Linked DNA regions of Homo sapiens: region 1 is linked to region 2. Evidence: read pairs that join two places in POLR2A ChIA-PET (ENCODE). Cell type or tissue: MCF 10A. All regions are shown on one strand. Links, peaks and the distances in the headings refer to the core of each region. The heading gives the core; the rest is flanking DNA.

Region 1 (2,928 bases), core at 162-2,661, 58 kb before region 2:
CCCGGTTTGACCTTTGACTTGAGCTTTTACATGTTGATATGGTTCTGGGCTTTTGCATCTCCCCTCTCTTGATTTTTCCCTGAGGCAGGCTGTCCGCGTGCACAGTGGCCTGCCAGCACTTGGGAGGTGAGCGTGCTCAGTGTGTTTACTGAAGTTGTGCACAGGCTCATCTGAGATGTTTTTCCCTTACCATTCAGTGTTCCTAAAGGAACGTCATATACCATAGACCACTTAAACACTGCTATTTTGCCTCTTAGTGTGCATGTTTGAGCCCACTCAACCAACTCCTGAGATCTTACTGGGAAGCTGCTGATCACCATCTTCAGGTGTTTTCTATCTGTTGGGACATGGCCTTTCCTTAGCACTAGCTGCAATCAATTATTATTTTAGCGAGACAGTTTAACAATTTGCCTGCCCATTACCTGACATTCCTGGAAGGAAGGTTGGGTCGGGGGGACCTCTCCCGCTCTGCTCATGTCTGCCTACTGCCTCCTCTAACATTTCGCTAGCTAAGTAGAGTCAGACAAGTCACTTCACACTTTTCATTTCCTCGTGTGTAAAATGAGCATACAAATACCTAAGTAAAGTGTTGTAAGATTACATAGCAAACTTTAGTTCCTAGCTCAAAATTGTCACATGTATTAAGTGATAACTAATAAAATCATTCTCTTTAACGTCTATAACCATTCTCTAGGTGACTTAAGATATTAAGATGACTTAAATATTATCTAAACATTGATGACTCCCAAATTTGTATGTTTACTTCAAACTTCTTCCCTGAACTCCAGATTTTATTTGTGTATGCTTTTCATTTATATAAGAAGCTTATATCCAAAAGCCATGTAAAATTTAATGTCCAAACTAAATTCTTCACTTCCAACTTCAATCTATACCTTACACCTCCCAAAATCTTCCTATGTCTGTTAATGGTGATTCTACCCTCTCAGATGTTCAGGCTCACATCAGTAACCTCTGATCACCTGCTCTCCTCACCTCTCACCCCTGGCCATCACACACATACCTCTATTTTAAGTCCATTGGCAAATCCTGTTAGCTCTATCCTTACAATATTTTCAGAATTCAACAAGTTCTCACAGTCTCCACCCTCATACTTTGGTTCAGGCCAGAATCATTTTTCATATGGGTGATTGCAGTATATGTTAAACAAACCCCCTTTCACCTAGTCAAGTTTTTGTTGTTGTTGTTTTTTAAATTTGAGACAGGGTCTCACTCTAGAGTGCAGTGGTGTGATTATATCTCATTGCAACTTTGAACACCTGGGTTTAAGCAATCCTCCTGCCTCAGTCTCCTGAGTAGCTGGGACTACAGACATGCACCACCACAGCTAATTTTTATATTTTCTCTAGAGATGAGGTCTCTCTATGTTGTGCAAGCTCATGGCCTCAAGTCTCCCAAAGGGCTGAGATTACAGGCCTGAGCCACCATCCCTAGAACCATGTCATCTACTCTAAAGAGAGTGCTGAAGTTAAAATATGTCATGTCAGTTCTGTACTCAGCATCCTTATCTCCCTCTAAGTAAAAGTCAAAGTTCTTTACAATGGCCTATAAAGGTGCTATAGGATCCAGTCCCCACTCTCTACTCTGTCCTTACCTACTCTCCCTCTCCCCTTGCCCATCCCAACATAGCCACACTTGCTTTCTTGCTGTTCCTTGATGATATCAAGCAGCCTCGGGGCTTTGCATTTGTTATTGCCTCTGTGTAAACCAGTAGTAAGCAAACCTTTTCTTTAATGAGCTAGATAGTAAATATTTTCAGTTTTGGGGGCCACATACAGCCCAAGTTGCAACCACATTGCAACAGTGCCAGTGTTGCACAAACTGTGCAAATACAGCCGTAGATAATATGTAAACAACTGTGCTTGGCTGTGTTCCAGTGAAACTTTATTTACAAAAACAGGTAGTGGGCTGGATAATCCCTGGCCTATACTTCTCTTCCCCTAGATATTTGCAGGATCCATTTCCACATTTTCTTCTCGTCCTTGACCATTTGTGACAAATTGGTGATGTGAGAAACTGACATTGATGTCACCTCATCAATATAGCACTCCTTGACTTTTTCTCATAAACTAGGAGTAATTTCTGATATGGTTTGGCTGTGCCCCCACCCAAATCTCACTTTGAATTGTAATAATCCCCACGTGTCAAGGGTGGAGCCAGGTGGAGATAATTAAATCATGGGGGTGGGTTTTCTCCATACTGTTCTTGTTGTAGTGAATAAATCCCACGAGATCTGATGGTTTTATAAATGGGAGTTACCCTACACAAGCTCGCTTGCCTTCCACCATAAAAGACGTGGCTTTGCTTCTCCTTTGCCTTCTGCCATAATTGTGAGGCCTCCCCAGCCATGTGGAATGGTGAGTCCATTAAACCTCTTTTCTTTATAAATTACCCTGTCTTGGGTTTGTCTTTATTAGCAGCATAAGAACAGACTAATACAATTTCCCTTCCCCCAACACACACACATAGGCACTTCCCATGTTCACCCCAGTCCCCCTGCCTGTACTTATTTTTCCCCTTAGCTCTAACCACTACCTAAGGCACCATACGTTTATGTGTAAAGGACTTGGTTTTCTTCTCTGTGGCATCCCTGAGGCAGAGGACAGTTGATCGAGGAAAAATGAATCAGTAGACTCTGGACCAGAAGGCAGGAGTTCCTTTTAGCTCCAGTGTAGCCAACATAGCACCTACCACGTAATTTAACCCCTCCATTTACACATATCTCTTTGTAAAATGGAGGAAAGTAAGACATGCTGTAGAAATCAAACAGTAAATGCCAAAAAAGTCCTATTGAAAAGTAATCAAAATGTAAACTTTGTTAGTTGTTATACCCTAATTAGGAAAACTATAAATACCCTTCAAATCAAAGAGCTTTGAATAAATGTTTGATTTGAAGAACTGACTTATTTA
Region 2 (2,928 bases), core at 302-2,801:
AATGAAATAATCTTTGTATCACTCACAGTGCCTAACAGAGTGCCTGACACTTAGTAGGTGCCAAACAAATATTTGGGGATAAATGTATGAGCTAATATTTCAGAATTTAAAGTGAATCTAGATGATTCAGGACCCTAAGAGTTTTCCAGACTTAAAGGGAGAAATGATTATTTTTTTCTCATTTCTTCTATTTTGTTTTGAAAAAACAACTGGTCCTTTTCTCAATTTCATGTGGATCTAGAGGCACAGTCAATTAAGGTGTCTGGTTATCACTCTGGCCATAGGCATGGGTCCATGCCCAGGCTGAGTTATTCACAGATGCCCTTATTTCTGGCACAGTGACTTTTTCTCAGATAGGTGTATGATCTGTTTAGGATTCAATCGTCTTCCTTGAGATTTTTCCATGGATAGGAAGGGAGAGAGACAATGAAAGAGAGATTTTTATTTAATTGGTGTTGCCAATCTGGTATAATATGAAGTTGAAATTATCACCAGCTTTGTCTTTATCATACACAAATGGCTTGTCTGTAGCTATAAAGAATAAGGTAAACTCTCAAAAAAAAAAAAAAGGGAGAGTGAGACTTCCATTGAATCCAGCTGTGATTGAAACCAGATCTACCCACGGACTTCCCAATTACATGAGCCAATGAATTGCCTTTCATTTTTGCCTAAGCTAATTGTAAGTTAGATTGCTCTCGTTTGCAACAGAAAGAGTCTCAACTAATACAAATAATTAGTTTCATTTCTTACTGTCTTTGCTTGAAAGTTCTCATTGAAAGTCAGACAAACATAGAGTTAATTATTTTCTCTATGTAGACAGGTAGCAAAATCTTATTCTATGTTTTCTTGCTCCATGGATTTTTAGTGAAACAGAAGGATCTGAATCTGTAATTTCAAAGGAAGCCATAATTACACAATCAGCGATGCAAATATTTGTCTTATAAGCTACCTGATTAAGCTTTCATTGTCCTGGGATAGGACATCAATAGGTATTACTAAATACCACGTATGTATATTGTACTGCAGCAGATTCAGAAGACAGTCTCTTCCCTTAAGGAGCTCACAATCTAGCAGAGGAGATAAAGCATATGCACACAAACAAAAAAAAATAGAACAGTACAACTATCCAATCAATAATTCATGTTGGACTTAGAAGCGTGTTTAGAATTCTAAAAGGGAAGGGAAGGAGAGGTGTGGAAAAGGGATGAGGAATTTCAGTGGTGACATGGAGTAAATAAAAGCAGAGATGGAAAAGTGAAATGCTTACTTACAGGCCAGTGATTCATCCATTTGGCTTGGGAAGGGATACCTGCAGAGGAGTGATGGATCCCAAGACTGAACAGTTAGACTGTGGTTGGATTTTTAAAAGCTTGGAATGCCAGTCTAAGGAGTTAGATTTCAGGTTTAAAGGAAGGAGAGTGGCTACAGGTATTTGGGTGGAGTGAGCTGCAATGTGATCAAGCTCTCTTGTCTTAGGTGTTTCAGGATATAGGGCTATAGTGATCTGCCCTAGGAACTCTTAAGGCAGAAGCTAAAGCAGGGAGTCATGCCAGGAGCTATTGAGACACCTAAGGCATGACGCGATGAGAGCTCAAATGTGGTTAGGGCCAAAGAGGAGGGCAGGGTGAAGACACATGAGAGAGGAAGCACATCTGGAAGAATGGACAGAAGCCAAGTCTAGACTGGAGGAGGAAGATGAGGCAATGGATTTTGAGCTGGGATGAAAGGTTGAATTTTGTGGGGCAGAATGAGGAAATTTAGGAATTTTACTGTTTGAACTTTATATTTATTTACTTATATATTTATATAAATATAAAATAAATATACTTATATTTATTTTATATTTATTTATGTTATCATTTGAATAATGTTCTTCTCTCATTATAGACTATACGCTCCTTTAATTTGTGGACCATTTCACTATTTGCTATAGTTTCACATCCAACATTTAGCATGGTACCTGAAACCTAATAGTTGCTCAATAAATATTTGCTGAATGAATGAATATTTAGTATGGTATGTAAACTGCCATTCAGTATACACATTAAATTATTAATATATTTATTTGAGCTGAAATTGATATAATGTTTGAATCATTTTAGAATGTTAAAGCAACTCTGTAAGAAAAGTTGTAGAACCAATATTTTCCCCAGTTTTATTGAGGTATGATTGACAAAAATTGCATTTATTAGGGTATATATTGTGATGTTTTGGTATATGCATACACTAAAAAATGATTACCACAATCAACCCATGTAACATATCCATCACTGCACATTGTTAACGTTTTCTTTCTGTGGCAAGAACTTTTGAGTCTACTCTCTTAGCAAATTTCAAGTTTACACTACGTTATTAACTATACTAATTGTGTTGTACAGTAGATCCCTGGTACTTATTCATCTTATAGTTAAAAGTTGGCATCCTTTGACCAATATCTCCTCTTTTCCCCACCCCCAAACTCTCTGGTAACCATCATTCTACATTTTGTTACTGTGAGTTTGACTTTTCAGATTCCACATGTAAATGAGAACATGCAGTATTTGTCTTTCTGTGTCTAGCTTATCTCACCTAGCATAACACCCTCAAGGTTCATCCCCATTGTTGCAAATGACATTCTATAAAATTACACTTTTTTAGGCTAAATAATCTTCCATTGTATATATGTACCACATTTTCTTTATTCAAATGTTGACAGACACTAAGGTTGTTTTCATTATTCACTGTTGCAAATAATGCTGCAATGGATATGGGGGGGTGCAGATATCTCTAAGATCCTGATTTCATTTCCTTTGGATATATACTCAGAAGTAGGATTGCTGGATCATAGGGTAGTTCTGTTTTTAATTTTTAAGGGAAACTCCCATACTGTTTTCCATAATGGTGGTTTTCCATAACATTCATACCAATTTACCATCTCCACAGACATCA

What was found. ChIA-PET counts read pairs that join two places held together with the same protein. Peaks named below come from ENCODE experiments on the same cell type or tissue, not always from the same donor. Only the 100,000 strongest peaks of a DNase experiment are listed, where the experiment ranks them.
Region 1: POLR2A ChIA-PET joins it to region 2 with 6 read pairs; 7 of 35 experiments call an interaction of 5 or more read pairs at or near these places.

The regions. Positions count from the first base shown.
Region 1 is chr6:147,191,401-147,194,328 of GRCh38, reverse strand. The region is part of intron 1 of STXBP5-AS1 (STXBP5 antisense RNA 1); the gene reads left to right. Among named protein-coding and RNA genes, the nearest start is that of STXBP5, 12 kb to the left of the region's middle. In MCF 10A, for the core only: no CTCF peak of the experiment used is centred there; no DNase peak of the experiment used is centred there.
Region 2 is chr6:147,133,989-147,136,916 of GRCh38, reverse strand. All of the region lies in intron 3 of STXBP5-AS1 (STXBP5 antisense RNA 1), which reads left to right. Among named protein-coding and RNA genes, the nearest start is that of LUADT1, 23 kb to the left of the region's middle. In MCF 10A, for the core only: no CTCF peak of the experiment used is centred there; a DNase peak (open chromatin) is centred at 1,596.